Regions from separate parts of the Homo sapiens genome. Here region 2 is linked to region 1. The links are chromatin contacts, found by Hi-C or POLR2A ChIA-PET in ENCODE. All regions are on one chromosome and are shown on one strand. Each heading gives the region's core, a stretch centred on a gene start or an enhancer-like site at or near the end of the contact. The rest is flanking DNA. Distances are from core to core; before and after follow the strand shown. Region 1 overlaps MARCHF3 (membrane associated ring-CH-type finger 3). Region 2 holds the start of C5orf63 (chromosome 5 open reading frame 63).

Evidence for each region. A loop is a pair of places that touch in the nucleus more often than their neighbours do. ChIA-PET counts read pairs that join two places held with the same protein, here RNA polymerase II (POLR2A). Pooled maps may share reads with other maps.
Region 2: a loop to region 1 is called in a pooled map, with 2.6 times the contacts of the local background. The contact joins the promoter of C5orf63 here to the enhancer-like site in region 1. A Hi-C loop is called at or near these places in 3 of 168 maps with a recorded cell type or tissue (B cell, Calu3 and Panc1), 1 of 37 single-sample maps with no recorded cell type and 7 of 50 pooled maps. POLR2A ChIA-PET finds 5 or more read pairs at or near these places in 1 of 52 experiments (K562).

Annotation. Positions count from the first base shown.
Region 1 is chr5:126,995,135-127,001,017 of GRCh38, reverse strand. The region is part of intron 1 of MARCHF3 (membrane associated ring-CH-type finger 3); the gene reads left to right. Among named protein-coding and RNA genes, the nearest start is that of MARCHF3, 32 kb to the left of the region's middle. Within about 2 kb of position 2,562, at least 5 of the 41 ENCODE cell types and tissues checked have a DNase peak (open chromatin) inside an H3K27ac peak, as active enhancers do; they include B cell, where a contact is called at or near this core.
Region 2 is chr5:127,070,329-127,076,211 of GRCh38, reverse strand. C5orf63 (chromosome 5 open reading frame 63) reads left to right here and starts at 2,710. Exons shown (of 5, transcript NM_001164478.2): 1 at 2,710-2,761; 2 at 4,527-4,628. RefSeq lists a silencer at 2,634-2,853.

The DNA.
Region 1 (5,883 bases), core at 1,313-3,812:
TCTGCCCACCTCGGCCTCCCAAAGTGCTGGGGTTACAGGCGTGAGCCACCACACCTGGCCCTAGAATTTTTTAAAAGGTCAAACTCCACTTTGGGAGGCCGAGGCGGATGGATCACGAGGTCAGGAGATCGAGACCATCCTGGCTAACACGGTGAAACCCCGTCTCTACTAAAACTACAAAAAATTAGCCGGGCGTGGTGGCGGGCGCCTGTAGTCCCAGCTACTCGGGAGGTGGAGCTTGCAGTGAGCCGAGATAGCGCCACTGCACTCCAGCCTGGGCAACAGTGCAAGACTCTGTCTCAAAAAATAAATAAATAAATAAAAATAAAAATAAAAGGGCAAACTCAAGAGTCATGAATGATCACCACCTTTGCTCAAAGGCAGTTGCAGTTCCTTTCATTCTGCCCTGTTGGTAATGTAAAGCTGGATGGGTTATCAGGTGTTCTTTGCTAGCTTTAGTGAGTCTGTGGAGTGAAGATTGTTTCAGCAGCATCTGGTTCTCCCTGGTCCCACTTGTTACTCCTTCCTTTGGGGTGACTTGGTACTGTTGGGTTTATCTGGGGGTGTAAGGGATCATAGAGGGACCTCGAACCCCCTTGGCTCTGCTGCCATCTAACTCAGTGACCGAATAACTTAGCCACGCTAGGCCCACTGAACTGTCCAACATAGATCTGATCTGTCACATCACTTTGTGCCCTAAACTTCTATTTCTTCTAGCATCAAGAGGCAGAGTGTGAGAACAGGCATTTTTTTTTCAAAAAGATCTGAGAAACATGTTTCCAAAAGATTTTTATTGAGGCTACAGGGAGAGGGAGGTTGATTAGCAGGGAGCCATGCTAAAAGGGAGGGGGCTAGAGATAGCAAACGAAGGTTGGTTAAATGATATGAAGGATCTCTTTCAATCTGCTCTTGAGACTCTGACTTAAGATCATTAATATACTTTACAGAATAATATATATTCTATATTATATATTCTAATATTAATGATCTTATATATTCTAATGTACTTTATAGAATAATATATATTCTATGTAATATATATTCTAATATTAATAACCTTAAGTCAGAGTCTCACTAGTAGAAAAGCTACTGGAAAGCTATAAAGTTTAGAATGACTCTGAAGTATTAGTATGATTTTGCTTTGTTTCCATAATATGGATTCAATGGGGTAGCTGATTTCTATCCAGTGTGGTACATTAGTAATGGCTGAGTGCTCTGAGGATGACAGTATCTTATTTGATGTACCTTCAGCACTAACAGTCTTATAATAATCGGTGTTCATTGTTTGTTGAACAAATAAATGATGTGTATTTGATTGGTAGAGGAGTTGACCATCTGGTAACAAATAGCATGTTTTGAAAATATATCTCTCTGCCCCCCTAAAGTGGCCAGGTGCCAGAATACCAGCGACCAAGTCAGCTGAGAGACATTACTGCAATGCAACTGGATTGGCTGGTGAAGCTGTAATGGAGGGAAGGTAAATTTAGGCCTAGAAATAGAACAACGAGGGTCAAATCTGAAGGTCAGGGAGAGAGTAGCCTGAGAGAACAATGATGAAGTCTAGAGCTTGGAGGAACGGGAGCTGGGTCAAGCCATCCAGGTCTTTGCCCTGTGAACAGAATCCATGTCCCCAAGGGACAGGCTGTGCAGGAAGTTGTGTTGGACTGGCCGGCTCTAATGGACTCATTGAAAGCTGGTCTGGGCATAATTGCCATACAAATGGGTATTGTGTAAGAAAAAAAAGTCTGCCATCTGGAAAAAGGAAGAAAATGGACACATTTTCTGCATCATCTACATTAGATAAAAACTTCTTATGCAAGTTGGCAATTTTTTATGTGTTTGCCCCAACTGAGCCCTGCAGCTCACCACCCTGCCAGTATTATAGGATCAGTATAAAAATTCCTGTTGTTTTGCTGACTTAGGTATTCACCAAGGAATTATTTGTGAGGCAGACCTGAAAAGCAATTATGTGTAAAGTACAATAAGTTGGTTCTCCTTGAGAGGGGTTGCTGAGAGGGAACTTTCTGGGAGCCTCTCTGGATTTTTGGCACACATACTTTCCTCCTAATGTCTTGTGGCATGTAGTAATATTTTTTCCAACTCTTAGTCACAGTTTTTTACTTTGTTCCTTGACTTCGGGGCTTCTTTAGGTAACATCCACAGACATATTGGAGCTTTTTCTTTTTACCACAGATCTTTACAGCTTCTCAACTTATTGTGGCATGTCCTGGGGATTGACAGGGAGAGAGTGGGACAGGGGAACGAGTGAGATTTCTGCTGTTTAAAAGATGGCTTTTCTCAGGTTGGTAGCCACAGAAACATCTGTGGGCTACCTGGGAAGGATTTTAAAACATTCATGAGGTGGCCTCCTTCTTACCCTGCTCCTGACCTTCCCTTACCCCACCTCCCTGCCTGTTCTCCCCAGCGTGAGTGTGAGAAAGTACATTTGCAGCTGTCTCCACCTGATGGCTTCTGTGTGTGGCCTCAGCCGTGAAATGCTGAATGTTTGCATGGGGTTTGCTGAGAGCCAAGTCAAGGAACAAGCATGTTGGTGAAAGGCCAAATGCCCATCTTGTGTAGCTTCTCCAGTTTCACTCTTGATCCAAGCTGGAGCATATTCTCCAACTTGAAGAAAGCCAATGAGTGCTTTGAAAAGGGACCAGGAACTTGGTGTTTTATTCTTAGCTACTAGAGCAGAATTCTGGTCCACCATAAGTCAGCACTTTCTGTTTACTGATCAGCAGATGGTCCTGGCTGATTCCTGGTTGTACAGCTCACCCACTGCCACATGGGCCACTTGGACACTGCCTTTGTATTTTCATAATCCTCTCTTCCCCTTGTACATGGAGTTTTCTAATTTACTTGTGACAAAATAAAAGATAAAAGTTCTCCAAGACCCAAGATTTCCCATGTTGTGAGATATATTATTTCCTGCCATTGAACAGATTGTTTTATGATTCCAGCCAGGAGAGTTTTTAGTGATAGGGTAATATTCTCTTTTTTCTCTTAATATTTCCTCAGTTGTTCTTAGACTGCCTATAGCCTCCAATGGACTTCTGTAATAAAAGTGCTTCAATATTTTCTTTCTAGTGATAAACAGTCAATAGGCTTAATATAGTCATTCTCCAAAACAACCGGCTATGTTTCTTTGCTATATTAATACTATAGCACAAATGGTTAATTCCCCAATAGTGGTAGCAGGCAAGCCTAGGTTGACCAGGTGTACCAAATGGGCAATGAGAATTATTATTTATCTAATGTAATTTTAAGGGGGGAAGAGATTTGCAGAAAAGCATAGCCTTATCAAAAAAATTAAGTATGCAGTCATTTTGAGTAAACTGGAATTTAGAAAAATAACTGAATAGATGATTCTACTGTTTCTATTAGAAACAAGATGTGAATCTACAGGACAGACTGGCCTGAGGACCCAGTCCTTTCGACCTTGGGGTATCAGTGATAGGGAGAGATCGAAAGCCTATGGATTAGAGAGGAAGTTCTACCTGGTAAGGGGGTCCAGCCTCCCTCAGGCAGCATTCTGCCATCCCTTTTGAGACAAGTCCTCACCAAATTGACTTCCCTTCCATGTCCGTTGAAAAGCCCACCATGTTTTTTCTTGTCTTCTCATTCTGTTGCTCTTTCTGTGTTTCTTCTGCTTCACCCATCCAAACCCTAATCCCCACCTCCACCAAGAAGTCTTCTCTGACTACCTGGCTTTCCCATGCATTCACATCATATCTGTTACCTTTCTCTTTGTATTAACTTGTCCGTGTACTCTATTGACAGCTGCTTAAGGATTGGACAGTAACCTACTCAGTAACCACTTACTAAATTAAATGATTTAATAGTTGTTAAATTTAACATCTGGTATCTATTGGTCCTTTTATAACAGTAGTTGCTTGTCCTCATACTAAATTTCAGGTCAGCCCTGGGAAGTACTGTAAGTATTCTTTAATACTTACTCATTGTCATCATATGAGTTGCTTTTAACTATTTGTTAAGGGTATAAATTCAAAAGTAAAATTTTTGCTTTCTCTTATCCTCATTTTTCACTCCCCAGATATAACAAATGTTAACAGTTTGTATGCACCCTCCTAGAAGTTTGTATATATATGCGAACATAAATGGGAGCCTATTACATATACTCTTCTGCGCTCTGATTTTTAAATAATTTATCCTAGAGATCTTTCTATCTCTTCACGCTTATTTTTTTTCTTACTTGCGTTGTTGTACCCCATTGTATAAATAATCAATTATTGATTTAATCAGTTCCCTGTTGATGAACATTTAGGTGATTTCCAGTTTTCTCGGTAACGATAATATTACACTGATGGTTCTCCTGCATTCCTTATTAGTGCTTTTTGCTAATACCACTCCTCAAAGGGATTAAAGATCCTAGATCCATATCCCCACTGAAGAAGAGCTGCAACCCCTCTTAAAGCCTGCCACCAGTGTGCCCTCTTCTCCCTTTCTTTTTTTTTTTTTCCTTCCTTGCAGTCAACTCTTGCTAACCCTATGATTGCCCACAAGCAATACATTTAAACCAGGGACCCAGCTGAAATGCTTTAATGGACAACACAAAGTGGGAGACTAAATATGTGAAGCTATAGCAAGTACAAGTGACTCACCAACCTATTTGCATCTGGATCTCTTGCCCACTATCTACTAACATTTTTCCTATCAAAGCTGCTTAATGATTCCTTAATTGCCAAATCAGATAACTGGTTCTGTTCTCCATGCATCCTGACTGTGCTGCAACATTTGGAGCACTTTCTCTCCTGCTCTTTCCTCTATAACTTTCCTGCTCTTTCCTCTCCTGCTCTTTCCTCTATAACTTTAGAGGTACAGTGGGACTCATGGAGAAAAGGAGAGACCTGAGGCCTGAAGACATTGAAATTCAAAAATATTTTCAAATACTCGTGGCTTTCAGGCTCCAGGATGCCAGCTGATGTTCACTGATTTTAACAAATCTGCACTCAAAAGTGTGCAAAATTGTCCCTAAGCCTGGAATGTCTGGAGTCTCACCTCTTATTCATCTTTCAAGGACCCAGCTTAAATTCCACCTTCCCAGATTGTTCCAATTTCCTCTCCCTCTTACTGCCTTAGCAGTGTATTTATGCCTGTGTTTATAACACATCACACATTGCCTTCCATTCGAGTTATCTGAGTAGGTCTAGTAGAATGCCAAAAGGCTGGGTTTGAGTTTCTCATTCTTCCTGCCCTTAGCATTCATTTCCATTTAGTGAATTCTTAATAAATGTTTGGCTGATTTGTTTATTGGGAGAAAAACAGGGAAAAATAAAACTTAGTTGCAAGTCACAGACATTCAAAGTGGAGACAGTACATAATGGTCATGACATCAAATGGAAAGTTAAACAAAAATCTTTGAATACCCAGGATGTGAATATTGTTCAGCCAAAAATAAGTCTGTAAAAGGAATCTATGAGAATATCACAGAATTAGGGAAGTCTCTTTTTTCTGTATTATGTTCAGTCAGAATAATAGATTACTTTGCTTCATCATAGAAAACACACATGGCAGGCTTTAATAATCAGTCTGAAATAATTTCTTGACTCCAAGGATTATGAAAGCAGTGGCACCCAGGCAGTTAGAACTCTAGGAAAAGCAAGATAGGAACATGTGCAACAACCTGCAAAATAAACAGCACCTTAATGTCAGAATGCCAGAAGCTCTCATGAACAGGCTTGAAAACATCCAGTTGCACACTGGTACATTGGCTCAATTGATTTACGTATTAGTGCTTTTTTAAACTGTGTGTCCAAGAATAACAGGGTGCTATCTCGAGAGTGCTACCAGACCAAGAGTAGTGGTTAATATTGAGTGTCAACTTGATTAGATTGAAGGATGCAAAGTATTGTTCCTGGG
Region 2 (5,883 bases), core at 1,461-3,960, 75 kb before region 1:
TTTGTTTTGTTTTGTTTTGGAGACGTAGTTTCGCTCTTGTTGCCCAGGATGGAGTCTCAGCTCACTGCAACCTCCGCTTCCCGGGTTCAAGCAATTCTCCAGCCTCAACCTCCTGAATAGCTGGGACTACAGGTGCCCACTACCACACCCAGCTAATTTTTGTATTTTTAGTAGAGAAAGGGTTTCACCACATTGGCCAGGATGGTCTCGAACTCCTGACCTCAGGTAATCCGCCCACCTCGGCCTCCCAAATGGTGGGATTACAGGTGTGAGCCATCATGCCCGGCGACAAGCATGTTTTGAATGAACAAAATTGTACAAGATCCAGAACTGTCTTAAGGCCTTCATATTCTTAAAACACTCACATCATTTGAAACATATTAAAAGGTATATACATTTCACACTTAATAATTTTTCTATAAAAGGATTTTTAAAATTTTGCTTGTGAAATTATGTGGCTAAAAGTTAAAATATAATTTCTCTACACTCATCACATATACTCAGGAACTCTCACTTGGTGAGAGCATCTCATCTAAAAATTGTTTTCCAATGTAATGAAGTTGTTATAAATGCTAAACCCATCCATTAATGAAGCTGACACAGTGTTCAATTTTGTGATCATTTAATAAATGTTCATTAATTTTGCTATGAGTGTCCTTTTTTTTCTTTTTTGGTTTTGTAGACATTTTTCCTGGCCAGACTCCAGATATTTTCCCAAGCAGAGCTCCCTTCCCCAGCACTGTAGGCCCTGGACCTAGAGGCTAAACTGGTCCTCTGAGCTCATGGCAGTCAGCCAGGCACTCCCAAAGAGGGTATCAACCATAGTGAGTTCTCAGGGATTCCTAGACATTCGACAGGACTCCCTCTAACCAAAACAATAATGTGGAGGCTCCAGGTCTTCCGCTATCACTTACAAACCCAAGAAATTCTTACTGATTAAACTCAAATTCTGAAAATTTATGAACTTTTGGCTCCTTAGAGAAATTTACTCATAACCAGTGCTAAAAGCCTTCATTGTTGGCCTTGGTTGAATCCATTCTTTTCCTTCAGTGGGTGAAATCAGGTTTCATAAGTCCAAGTGATTTTATAAACCTTTGTTTTCCAACAATAAATAAGATTTGGAAGCTGATCTGGAGTTACATTTCTAGTAAGCTTTTCTGTCACTCCACAATATCTAAGATACTCATGCCCCACCAAGGTGTTTATAACTAGATCCCAGATTCCTTCTTTAAAGGTATCCTATCAGCAACTGTTAGGTGGACTGTGCTTTATCAATTGACTTTTTTTTTTCCAGAAAAACTAAGTCTTATCAGAGTGCATCAACTCAAAAATAACTATAGGTAGTCTGTTGACAGTCACAAAATTCCCTCTTTAGCCTATCAGAAAATGCTGAAGTGACAAAGAACTTGTAAATTCTACTATCTTAATGTGGCCTCTAGCGACATCACATAATCAGTGTGGTTTGTTTAAAGAATTCATTCCTGACCTTGGTTTGCTTTGTATCTTTTTTAAAACCACTGAGTACACATTGAATTTATAGTGGTAAGCTTAAGGCGTCAGACAGCATGAGATGGAATTCCAAATCTACCGTTTTGTAACTGTGAGAACTTGAGCAAGTTATTAAACCTCCATTACTTCATCTGTAAAATGGTACTAGTAATACTTAATTGCATTGTTCTCAGGATTAAACAGACTAATGAGTATAAAGCTTTTGGTGAGCAATCAATAAATGTTAGCTTTGAGTATTACTATAATTATTATCCATCATTTTCTCATTATTTACTGTACCACCATTCAAGCCACCACACCTAGAACCTGGAATGCTCAGTAGCTTCCTCACCTCCCTGCTTGTTCTACTCTTGCCTATCCTAAACCCTTCCCATCTACTTCCCAAAGCTAAGGGGTCCTTTCAGAAGGGAAAAGCAATCAGTTCAATCCCCTTCCCACATAAAACAGAAATGCCCCCCGGCTACCCTTAGCACAAACCTGAAAGGCCCTGCATGGCCAGACTCTCGCTTACCCTCTCTAGCCTGTTTCCACCTCTCTTCCCCATTCCCTCTAAGTCTCAGCCATACTCGTCAGTCTTCCGCATACAACCCATACTGCACATCCTCCACCAGACCCTTCCCCCAGCCTGCAGAGCTCTGTCCCCAACCCACGCCCTTCAGATCCCAGCCCCAAAGCTACCTCTTCAACGAGATCCCACTCAGGTCTTTTCTCATATTCCTTCCCTGCAAAGCACTTAGCTGAATAAACCCATGGCCTATTTAATAAGGGATAATTTCCTAATATCTGCTTTCTCACACGATTTTCAGTTTGCGGGAGGGTACGGCTGCCAGTTTTGCTCATCGCATTCCCCATAACCTAGTTCAGCCAAGACCTAGTGGAGGAGGCAGTAAATATTAAATTAACGAAAGAATGGATGCATGCAGAGCGGTTAAAATGGCTCGGACTCCGCAGCCTCAAAAAGTTGGCTCCCGCACCTGAGGCCTCTTATTAAATGGTTCCCAAACATGCGGGGTCACTTTTCCGTATTTTGTTTTTTAGTTTGGCCTTGGTTTGTGTGTCACTCTTCACGAGTAAAGGTTCAGGCGCGGCCACCCTTGAGAGCGTAGACGGGACACCACCTGAGATAGAACGCCCAGCGGCAGTGCTGCCGGCGTGGGGCGGAAGTGCGGGGCCTGGGGCCGGCGCCTGGTGGGTGCGGGCGGAAGTGCCCGGCGCAGGGCGGAAGCAGAGGCGTTGGCGGCGTGAGGCTCAGGTGGGTTCCCTTAGTCCCGCGCCGAGGGTGAGCGCTCGCGGGTCTCCGCCTCTGAGCTGACGCGCAGGCTGGCGGGGGTTCGCTGTGCCGCGTGCTGCCCATTTGGATAGTCGTTATACGGAATTTAATTAAACCGGGAGCCATAAATCCATGAACTACTTGGGGGAGATTATAAACGCGTGTGTGTGTGTCTGTGATAGCGCTCTGGGAAGTAAATAAATGACGGGCGGGAAAAGGAAGCTTTTTTTTTTTTTAAGAGAAAGCAGAAAACATCTCGAGAAAGCAGAAAACATCTCAACTTCATACTCCTCCAGTGATTCGCCGATGCCCCGTCCCGGGTTTAATTGAATTCTATGAAGTGGTAGTGTAATCACACTTGGGAGCCCGCTGAGCTGACTGCCTTTTTAAATAAATATTTTTGAGCAGCCATGTTGACCTTTAATTGGGGTGAAAAGGTTGAAAGGTGCAGCAGGGAACATTGTGAGTGCCGGGGCTCTCTGGATGAGCTGTCTGGATCTCCTCTCAGCCTTATTGGGCAAAAGCAGCCCTCTGGGTACTGAACAATGAGAGAATAAATCAGAAACTGTACATTCTCAACAGATATTCACTTCTGACAAATAGCAGCTCATACAGTTTTTTAATAAGTCCAAGGGTAGAAAAGTCCCCACTAAAATGTCATTGTGAGTTAGGCTTGTGACTGTTTCTAAGGCTGTCTTTCACAGGGAATGTTTTGCTTGGGTGATCTTTATTCTTGTTTATTAATAAATAGTGTATATGTGGTACTTTATATTTTAGTGCCCTTAAAAAAAAAATCCATAGTATGGCCTTAGCTTGACCCCAAGATTCTCAATTCCTCAAGGACAGAGATGGTGTCTAAGATCTGTTATATCCCAATACTTTCTAGCGCATTTCCCAGAATTAGTATACATTGTCTTGTTTAAGCAGCCACTAGAGCTATGCCTTGGTGCACAATGCTGAACAAGTTGAGGTGTCTATTAGAGGTCGCAGTCTTCTCATTTGGTCATATTCTGAGGACTAGCTTATAAAAATGCATGTGAAGCTCTCTACCAATATTTGGAGCTGTATACATTGGGGTGCATTATAGGTAATTAGAAAGATTTAAAACACGGGGAAAAAAGATACACCCTGGAAATATTGGATAATTATGATAATACTGGGGCAAAGCAGAACTAATCATGGTTCTGTGTGAAATATCGTAGCCCAATAACCTGCGTCCTGCTCTGCTGAGGAATTGCCTGGAACCAGAAAGACCCTGTTGTGAAAATTAAGATTGGTGGGGCTGGTGCTTTAAACAGGCAGGATCCTCAGATTGTCTTTCTTCCCTCCTGCTCTGGCAGCAGTAGCCACATGCCAAGGAAGGATCAATATTTTTTTGTCTCCTTCATCAGAGGAATATGTGGCTGTGTGGTTTTATTTAGATGGACTGTTGGCAGGTAAGTAATAGAAATGAGGATTTTTCCAACTTGGGAGTTGATTGGACTGTGTTTCTATTTTGTTCCAGATGCCTGGCTCTAAAGTACTCAGAGGCACTATGAGAAATCCCTTTAAAATAGGTTATTTTTTATTATTAAAGTTTTTTTATTTCATAACTTGTATATACTCTAGCTGGCTGATGTATTCAGTTACTCTAATGCTAGGCCTTGGGGTTTCAAACATAGCAGGACCTTGAGGTGATCTGGTACAAGTAGCGAGGTGTTTTTATGTTCCTTATTTAAATCTAATTTTTGCTACTGCTTTATTCAAGGACTGTACATCAGAGGAAGCCAAAAGCCAGCTGGAATACTTCCTGAATACAGTTTTAATCTTGTTTGCAATTATTTCGAAGGGGAGAAATCATCTGGATCAGGTATGTGTAGCTACACAGCAGGGACTAGGTGAGCTTCCTCTATCCTTCCCCTAGTATTGCATAACAAATTCTAGGGACAAAATCATTTGGGGAAGAATATGCAAATGAAAAGTTTTGGCTAAGTTTATCTTAGACATGATTCCACATCCCTAACTTCCCATCCCAGTACAGCCACGGAGAACAGGAAACATGAAAATGTTACTCTCTTTTTATTCCAATCCTTACCAAAGTTAAAGTTCCTAGATATGGAGGCAAACTGAAAGAACCTACCTACTATTTTTAGAAAGTATCCATCTCCAAGGATTTCAGACCATTTCACCAGTAATATCTAGTAACAGCCTTTTTACTGTTGTAGCCTTCATCACTGTGGTATTGTGTTATTTGTTTGTGAGTCTTTCTCCTGCTCAAGGTGTGAGTTTCTTAAGGGCAGTGACAATATCTTAATCACTTTTATATTTCTAATACATGGCACAGCACCTGGCACATTGCAAATGCTCAGTACAAGCTATAGAAATGAAAAGATAGTGTCCCTGAAGGGAGGTTGGATCTATAAAAAGTATAAAACATTGAGAATGTAACAAGATACTGAAAAGAATATAAAGCAGTCACCTCCTTTCAGGTTGTTACTAGAGACAGAAGTAATGCTTTAATAAACAGCTTGGAGCAGGGAAGAGTGTATTTGGGAATACATTAGATGCTCCTCAAACTGCCTTCCAAGGAGATCTGGCCTGGTCAGTTGTGGGTCCTTTGTTGTTTAGAATATGCAAGCTAAAAGCTTCCACCAGTCCTGTCTCCACACTTTCTCCAGGCCTGCCATGCAACGCCTCACCCAAACACCTGTTTAGCAAATATTTGAAGAGTATCTGTTTGAAAGTGTGCCAAATTATTAGCTTATGTAGGGCACCAGTATCTTGGTTTGGTCTTGCCTTAAGGATAGAGGACCTCTGTAGAGTCACTATCTTAAGTCTGGTCACTATTTTAAGTCTAGGTTGCCCAAATAATATTGAAGGAAATCCACACTTGTCTTTTCTACTTTACTAACAACATTTCAAAGGAGTTCAAAGTTGACAGCTTTTTGTGTTGTAATAGGACAGTGGTGGTATATGCTGCTGCCTTCTGTTGCCAATGGGATTGCAGCAGAAATCGCATTGTTACAACTGGAAACAAATGAATTTCCTCTCATTGTTCCAGTGCTTTTTCATGTTAATCATGAAATAATGGGGAAATGATTTTTAGTCAGGAGGGAAGGACATGA